Regions from separate parts of the Homo sapiens genome. Here region 1 is linked to region 2. A link is an interaction called in ENCODE POLR2A ChIA-PET data of the cell type or tissue named here. Cell type or tissue: IMR-90. All regions are shown on one strand. Each heading gives the region's core, and the rest is flanking DNA. Links, peaks and the distances in the headings are about the cores only. Region 1 overlaps WNT5A (Wnt family member 5A). Region 2 overlaps LINC02030 (long intergenic non-protein coding RNA 2030).

What was found. ChIA-PET counts read pairs that join two places held together with the same protein. Peaks named below come from ENCODE experiments on the same cell type or tissue, not always from the same donor. Only the 100,000 strongest peaks of a DNase experiment are listed, where the experiment ranks them.
Region 1: POLR2A ChIA-PET joins it to region 2 with 10 read pairs; 2 of 35 experiments call an interaction of 5 or more read pairs at or near these places.

The regions. Positions count from the first base shown.
Region 1 is chr3:55,466,452-55,470,851 of GRCh38, forward strand. It overlaps WNT5A (Wnt family member 5A), which reads right to left. Exons shown (of 5, transcript NM_003392.7): 5 at 1-4,099. The coding sequence ends at 3,641. Among named protein-coding and RNA genes, the nearest start is that of WNT5A, 19 kb to the right of the region's middle. In IMR-90, for the core only: no CTCF peak of the experiment used is centred there; DNase peaks (open chromatin) are centred at 850 and 2,010; H3K27ac peaks cover 1,814 bases.
Region 2 is chr3:55,300,795-55,305,201 of GRCh38, forward strand. It overlaps LINC02030 (long intergenic non-protein coding RNA 2030), which reads left to right. Exons shown (of 6, transcript NR_183750.1): 6 at 1-153. The region is part of intron 1 of LOC124906243 (a long non-coding RNA gene); the gene reads right to left. Among named protein-coding and RNA genes, the nearest start is that of LINC02030, 76 kb to the left of the region's middle. In IMR-90, for the core only: no CTCF peak of the experiment used is centred there; no DNase peak of the experiment used is centred there.

The DNA.
Region 1 (4,400 bases), core at 401-4,400, 170 kb after region 2:
AATTGAAACTTGGTATTGGCAAAATTGTACGAGAAAAGAGCTAGGGTAGGCAACTAAAACTTACACAGTGCCAGTCTCAGGAGGTCAGTAGCTCACAGAACTCAACAGATAAACTGGATTAAAACTTAAAAGTCTTCTTTCTATTTGAGCCCATAATGACTATTTTGAACATGGCTCTTTTGCTGCTGCCTATATATAAATTTTTTATTAATTTTCTTGTATTGGGAAGATCTTGAATACGCTCCAGGATGAGAAGAAAAAATACGCTGACACTGCTAAATCGGGTATATGTTTTTGCAATAAAGAACACTGGTCAATATACAACTGAGGAAAAACTGAAACAGATGTGAGTCCTAGAACCACAAGAGTTTGAATTTGCCCAGAAATGCTATTTTAAACACTCTATATGTTGGTCTGCTGTTTTTTTGTGGAATAATGCATTCTTGGCATCCTTAAAAGGTTTCAATATGTTACAAGGTTATCCGGAAAGAGAAAAAGCAAAGGCTAATGTATCAATCTGTGGAGCACTGTCCAGATTTCCGTGTACATTTTTGAAAAGCACAATAACTTGTATTAATTGCACTTAACACAATGAACCTTTAGTTTCCAACCAGTTTTCATTCTCTGCAGACCCGGGCTTTCTTTTTATAAAAACTGCTTTCAAAGGGCATAGAGACACCACACATGGTCCACAGTAAATTCAAATAGAGAGGTGCAATAGTTGCAGTGGTAAACACACAAAAAAATACATTTTTTTGGACTAAAAATCTGGTCACGGATAAAAGCATGTGCCTTTTCATTCTTCTCTGGGATGTTACAACAGCAACACGCTCTAAAACAATTAAGTTACATGCATAATGCTAAAAGAATGTGAGCAATCCTATAACCAGCTTTAAGCCATCTGCTTGATTTCTTTTTTTTTTTTTTTTGTAAGGAACATATATAGGAAAAGAGAATTCCCCTTTTGTTCCATTACATATAGAAACCTTTTGAAGCTTCCAAATAGCTTGGTTTTGGTAAAATTCACCACTCTTTTATTACTTTGACATGTAGTCATCCTAAACTATCCGTCATGGTTTCTCCAAAAATCTCCACATGAATTATCTGAAGGACAATTGAAACCACTTACCAATATACAAGTAACGTTTTATTTTATATTCTATCTTCCATTTGGCATAAGCCTTTCGATGTTTGTTTTTTAAACCAGTGAAATATACAAATCACGCAAGACAGAAATATGTACATTAAAAGTACAGAATAAAGGCTAGAAGATATACATAATATCTGAATGACATGTAGAATATTTTACATTAAATAGTTTCTTTTAAAAGCTAGGATTGTTAAACTCAACTCTCTTCATAAACATGAGTCACTAAAAAGGAACAATCTGATTTAGCAAATAAAAAAAGTACTTCATGGTTTTTGTATAATAAAAACCAAAAAAGTGACATTTTAAACTAATTAGTGCTTTTTGCTTTCAAGATCTTTTGCTCACAATTCACTGCAACTGAGGGGATGTGAATATCATTATGCAATAAATTAAGAGCCACAGTTGGCTGAGGTGATATGAAAGCCAACCTGCCTAAGGGGGGTATGAAAGATGTGTATCTTTCCAAACTTTTAAAACAACGTAAGTCTGAGATAAGAACATATTTGATGGCACTGTTTGGAAAGAGGTGTCCTTATTAAAAAAAAAAAAAAAAAAGCTATCTATGTAGTGGGCTGAATATTCCTTAGGGACTCAATTAATAAGTACTGTCATTTCTAATAGGCATGGGTTTCCATTCTGCAGAATGAACTAAGAAAAGAGAAACATTGCTGATGCTTCTGAGTTTTGAATATCTCTTAACGTCCATGTCTATAACGAACAAGTAATGCCCTCTCCACAAAGTGAACAGAAATGGAGGTTGGAGACAAAGGGGTGAGGCAGAAAAGAAAAAAGATATCTTCAACCCAACACGCATTTCAGTGAGTCAGAACTCAAGCTTCCTCAGAAACAAGGTTGCTTCGTCGTGCTCAAGGTATGATCACAGCAGGGCCACAGCCCAAGCTCAAGACTCAAAAAACTTTTGGAATAATCCCAACTGGACTGCAGTGAAGGACAACAATGCTCTAGACAGAGAAATAACCCCAGAGTAAACTGTAAATCTAAATCACTGGCTGCAATGAGATATATTTATATTTATATTTATATATATGTATATATATATATATGTTATGTACAAAAGACTTTGAGATATCAGGCACCATTAAACCACATTTCCCCCCTTATAAATGCAACTGTTCAAGTACACTGGGAACAGTTTTAAGGTACACCTGCAGTACAATAGGAGAAGCATGAGTGGATAATCTAAACACAGGATCATAACAGTGATACGCTGCAACACCTCTGTGAATTCCATTAGCCAAGTTCTGTCATTAAAACATAGAAAACTACTGCTCCTCAAAATAAAAGTTTTAGGAAACAAAAATCCCTAAGTAGTGAACTGTTTTCCAAGCAGAGCTCCTAATGTTTCATTTCCTGTCCTACAACCAAAGGGGACCCAGTGGAGCTGCCGTTTGGAAACGTGGCCAGCATCACATCACAACACGGAGGAATCAGAGAGGGCTCAGTGTGAAGAGGAAGGTGGATTTCACTGTTTTTCCTCAAATAGGTTGTCTGCTCTGGTGCAGTGCTGAATGGCACGCAATTACCTTGTTGCTTGGGCTGAGAACCTGTGAATGGGATTCATGTATTATTTTTACTATTATAATTTACTAACCAAGTATCCCTAAGAAAATAACAGGATATTTTCATTTATGTTCAAGCCAACCTCCCCAAACAAAAAAATCTAGTGTCCAGAATCATTTGGGGATCTTTTTACAATCTGGAATCCTAATTCTTATAACAGCTTCAAATCAACATCTTGACATAAGAGTTTTAAATTTTTTAATTTCTGGGGACTTTCCTCCCTGCTGCCCAAATTTCATGAGCTATTAGAATATGACGGTCTGTCTGCAAATGGAATATTTGAGGAGAATGAGACATGTGATATACCTTTTTTCCTTGAGAATATGACATTCTTGTCCTTCCATTGTAAATTATCATTTTGAAAATGCAGAAAGCAAGCTAGCAGCCCTGCTGGGGAAGGGAGGTTTGTTTTGTTTTGTTTTGTTTTCCCAAGACCTTTTATCTTGCACCAGAGAATTTACAACTCATTTTGGTCATAGAAGCTGAATTGTGAATAGATTTCTACCACCCTCTTTCAACTGGAACCTACCCATCCCATATGATGGCATATTTGAGAAAAAGAAAATGTATTTCTTTACCTTCTGGATGTGTACCATGTCCACACAGCTAAGTTAGGGTATGTGTTATTTCCCCTTCATTCTATACTATCAAAAGAAGTCTTGTATTACCTTTTCAAAGATCCACAAAATAAATATTTTTCTTGGTTCCCACCCCCATTATTGCCAAATAATAATTATAATATTAATAATAAACCACAGAGTTCTTAGATGGTAACAGGAAAAAAAATGGTTCCGGTTGCAATTCTTGGGGAAAAATAAAAAATATTTCTAAAAACCAAAAACCAGAATCACTGTACTTTCTATAAATAAGCGGGTCCTGGGAGCGGGGCTGAGTGCTGGGTGGCACCCACTACTTGCACACAAACTGGTCCACGATCTCCGTGCACTTCTTGCACTTGACGTAGCAGCACCAGTGGAACTTGCAGTGGCAGCGCTCCGTCTGCACGGTCTTGAACTGGTCGTAGCCACGGCCGCAGCACATGAGCTCGCAGCCATCCATGCCCTCCGACGTCTTGTTGCACAGGCGGCCCTGCGTGCCCAGCGAGCCGGTGCTCTCATTGCGCACGCAGTAGTCAGGGCTGGGGTCGATGTAGACCAGGTCTTGTGTGGTGGGCGAGTTGAAGCGGCTGTTGACCTGTACCAACTTGCCCCGGCTGTTGAGCCGCATGGCCGCCGCGCTGTCGTACTTCTCCTTCAGGGCATCACCCACCTTGCGGAAGTCTGCCAGCTGCAGCCAGCATGTCTTCAGGCTACATGAGCCGGACACCCCATGGCACTTGCAGGCCACATCAGCCAGGTTGTACACCGTCTGCAGGGAAATGGGGGCAATCAATACACACATTCATGGAGGAGCCAGATGCAGGCTATAGGAACAAAGTTCTCCTCGACCTTCTCCATGGAGCTATGTTCCCCAGCTGAATTAAGGACTGTATTATATTTCCTTCATTACCAGAAGTCTTATGTTGCCTTCTTTAAAAATTCTTCCAAATAAATATGTTCTTAACCACTCATTATTATATCATTATCAACAACAACTGTGGTTTTTTAATAGGAACAGGAAAAAAAAATTGTTCCAGCTGTATTTTTTTCAGAGAAAGAGCAGCAGCAAC
Region 2 (4,407 bases), core at 113-4,112:
GCCATGATTGAACATTTATTCCTTCTTAGATTTTGTTCCATTTTCCTCAGCAAAGGTTCTTTGTTTCCTCTTCTTCATGCTCACAAAAGAGAGAGTAAAAGTGCTTGCTCAACAGTTCTTCAACTGCTCTAATAAAGATTGATTCTCTTACCAGTTTTGTGTCCTTGGGAGTTAATCAGCCTCTCTCTCTGTCCATTGATTTTCCATCTGTAAAATGGGTCACTCTTGAACTGGTCCCATATCCAACACATGTAAACCTGTCAATGTAACCTACAAAATATCTCTTGGATCTTTGCCCTTCTGGACAGCTCCACAGCCACCACTCCAGTACCTCTCTTTTGAAAATCTGTCTGGTCTCCCAAATTCCACCTTTGGGCTCATTCTAATGGATTCTCTACAACACAGCCAAAGTCATCTTAAGAAATGCCCATCATTTCTTGATTGAAAACTCTTAATGGGTTAGGTATAGAAGGAAAGTTCCTCAATATAACAAAAGACATTTATGAAAAACCCATAGCTAACATCATAATCAACAGGGAAAAACTGAAATCTTTTCCACAAAGATCCAGCACAAGGAAGGGATGCTCACTCTTGCCACTTCTATTCAACATATTACTAGAAGTATTAGCAAGAGTAACCAGACAGGAGGAAGAAATAAAAGCATCTAAATTAGAAAGGAAGAAGAAAAATGGTCTCTATTTGCAGATGGCATAATCCTATATGTAGAAAACCCAAAGAGTTTACAAAAAAACTGTGAGAACTGATAACTAAATTCAGTAAAGTTACAGGATACAAAATTGGCATACAAAAATTAGTAGCATTTTATACACAAATAACAGCAATGCTAAGAATAAATTTTTTTAAATCTTATTTAAGATAGCATAAAAAAGTGGAAATAGATTTAACCAAGAAGGTGAAAGATTTGGCACTGAAAACTATAAAACCTTGATTTAAAAAGTTGAGGACAACACAAATAAATAGAAAGATATTCTGTATTTATGGATTGGAAAAATTAATATTGTTTAAATATCCATAGTACCCAAAACAATATACAGATTCAACACAATCCCTATCAAAATTCCAATGGCATTCTTCATAGAAATAGAAAAAAATCTTAAAATCCATATAGAATCATAAAAAAACAAATAGCTAAAGAAGTACTGAAGAAGAACAAAATTGGAAGGATCACATTTCCTGATTTATATCACAAAGCTATAGAAAGCAAAACAGCATGATAATATCATAAAAACAGATATATAGACCAGTGGATCAGAATAGAGAGCACAGAAATAAATCCAAACATATATGGCCAACTAATTTTTGACCAGGACACTAAGAGGACACAATGGGGAAATGATAGTCTCTTCAATAAATGCTGCTGGAAAAACTGGATTTCCATTGCAAAGGAATGGAATTAAACCCTTATATTACACCATATACATAAACCAACTCAAAATGGATTAAAGACCTAAATGTAAGACTTGAAACCATAAAACTCTTAGAAGAGAATATAGGGGAAAAGCTCCTTGGCCCTGGCAATACTTTTTTTGATATTGCACCAAAAGCCCAGGCTACCAAAGCAAAAATAAATAAACGGGACTATATCAAACTAAAAAGCTCTGCACAGCAAAGAAAACAATCAACAAAGTAAAAAGGCAACCTACATCTAGGGAAAAAATATTTTCACAATTCATATCTGATAAGGAGTTATTAATGATTGGTGCAAATGGATCCCAAATTGATTCATTTAATACATTTGGATATTTAATAATATCCAAAATTTGTACAGAACTCTTACAACTCAATAGCAGAAAAAATAAACCTGATTAAAAAATAGGAAAAGGTCCTGATGGATACCTTTCCGAAGAAGACATAAAAGCAATCAACAGGTATATGAAAAGACACTCTCAACATCATTAATCATTGGAAAAATGCAAATGAAGACCACCATGAGATATCACCTCACACGTTAGTATGGCTATTATTAAAAACACAAGAGAGGCCAGGCATGGTGGCTCATGCCTGTAATCCCAGCACTTTGAGAGGCCGAGGCAGGCAGATCACAAGGTCAGGAGTTTGAGACCACCCTGGCCAACAAAGTGAAACTCCATAACTACTAAAAAAGAATACAAAAAATTAGCTGGGCATAGTGGTGGGCACCTGTAATCCCAGCTACTTGAGAGGCTGAGGCAGGAGAATCGCTTGAACCTTGGAGGCAGAGGTTGCAGTGAGCCAAGATTGCGCCACTGCGCTCCAGCTTGGGAGACGACAGCGAGACTCTGTATCAAAAAAAAAAAAAAAAAAAAAAAAAAGAGGAAATTCTGCTGTTTGCAACACATAGATGTACCTGGAGGAGATTATGGCAAGTGAAAGATGCTGGCACTGAAAGAAAAATATTGCATCATGATCTCACATATATGTGGAATCATAAGAAAAAAAGAGAAAAAAGTCAAATGTATAGAGAATAAGACAGTGGTTACTGAGGTTGGGGGCAGGAGAGAGGAAATGAGGAGAGGTAGATCACAGAATACAAAGAAGCAGATATAGAGGATCAGTGAGTCTAGATATTGAATGTACAACATGAAGACTATAGTTAATAAAATTATAGTGATTATGGATTTTTGTTAAGTAGATTTTAGCTGCTCTTTTCACAAAAAAAGCAGCCATGTGAGATGATATATGTTTGTTTATTTCACTGTAGTAACCATTTTACTATCAATACATATCCCATATTATATTGTGAACCTCAAATATACACAAAAAAATTTATTTAAAAAAAAATAAAGAAGGCTGGGTGCAGTGGCTCACGTCTGTAATCCCAGCACTTTGGGAGGCCGAAGCAGGTGGATCATGAGGTCAGGAGATCGAGACCATCCTGGCCAACATGGTGAAATCCCATCTCTACTAAAAATACAAAAATTAGCTAGGCGTGGTGGTGTGCACCTGTAATCCCAGCTACTCGGGAGGCTGAAGAACGAGAAATCACTTGAACCCAGGAGGTGGAGGTTGCAGTGAGCCGAGATCACGCCACTGCACTCCAGCCTGGTGACAGAGCGAGACTCCGTCTCAAAAAAAGAAAAAAAAAAGAAAAAAGAAGAATAAATACCAATCAGTGCCATGACCCGTCAGCTGCTACACACTCAGTGGCTCCTCAGCACCGTGGTGAGGATACCCTCCATCCCTCCCCACATGGCTTGTAAGAAAGGACCTTCTGGAACTGACCTCTCCTTGCACACGTCACACTGTACTCCCCCGACTTGCTTTCCAATTCTCCATGCACCATCCTGCCCTCTCTTGCTGGAATAGTTTCCCTATCTCACCTAGACCTTCCTATGATTCCATACGCAGAGAGGCTTCCACTGGCTTCCCTGATGAAGTCAAATCCCCCCACCGTGCACTCCTCTAGCTTTTGTCACATTTTTTTGGTTGCACTCGCTATAGTTGTACCTCTCTTTGGTATTTTTGTGATATACTTGATAAATATCTGTCTCCTTAACTGGAATCTAATCTCTCAACAGTGGGTGCTATTTTCCCAGGACTGACACTCAGTGGGCATTAGCTGAAAGAATGAATACCCCATAGGGTTGGTGTTGGGATGAATGAGGTAACACACGGCCTGGCCTGAAACAGAACAACACATGGAAAAGCAATGCCAGAGGCAGGGATTTTTCTACATAGTTTCATCACTCTAATTACCATTTTCTATTGTGAGTTCTCCTTTAGCAGTCTGTCTTCTCTACCATTCCAAAGATGCATTGAAGGTGGGGACTAAGTCACACTCTTCTCATTTCTCCACCACCTGGTACAGTGTCTATGCTTAGTAAGGGTTCAATAAGTGTGTGGTGAAATCAGTAAGTAACTAATGAACGAATGAAGTTATTTAACCTCTACATGCTTCTGTTACCCCATCTGTGAGAAGGGGAAAATATAAGCACCTAACTCATGGGCTAGTTGGGAGGGAAGTATTAACTTGGATTGATATTTGCAATTGTACATTCTCTTTTAAATAAATATGCAATGCATTGGGCAAATGTAAGGGATTTGGGTTATCAGGCCTACTACAGAAGAATCACGTGCAGGGTAGAGGGGAGTTTGTGGAGGGGTCATTTCTCTCTTCACACACACAAGACATCATCTGTCTCTATTTAGAAAACCCTGAAGTGCTCATCATATACCTCTCTTAAGTTCATATCACATTTCTCTAACCACACTTTACATATTTTGTATTAGCTATGGGATAGAATATATTTTCCCTTACATTGCTCTCCACTGCTCTTTAAAGACATTGCTATTCCCTCTTGTTCATTTAATCAAACCTTCATTGGATTGTGCAATATTCAAAGCAAACCAGATCTGAAAATGCTCAATTTGGAATTTTTTCCCAGTTATTGATGCTTATTTGTTCTG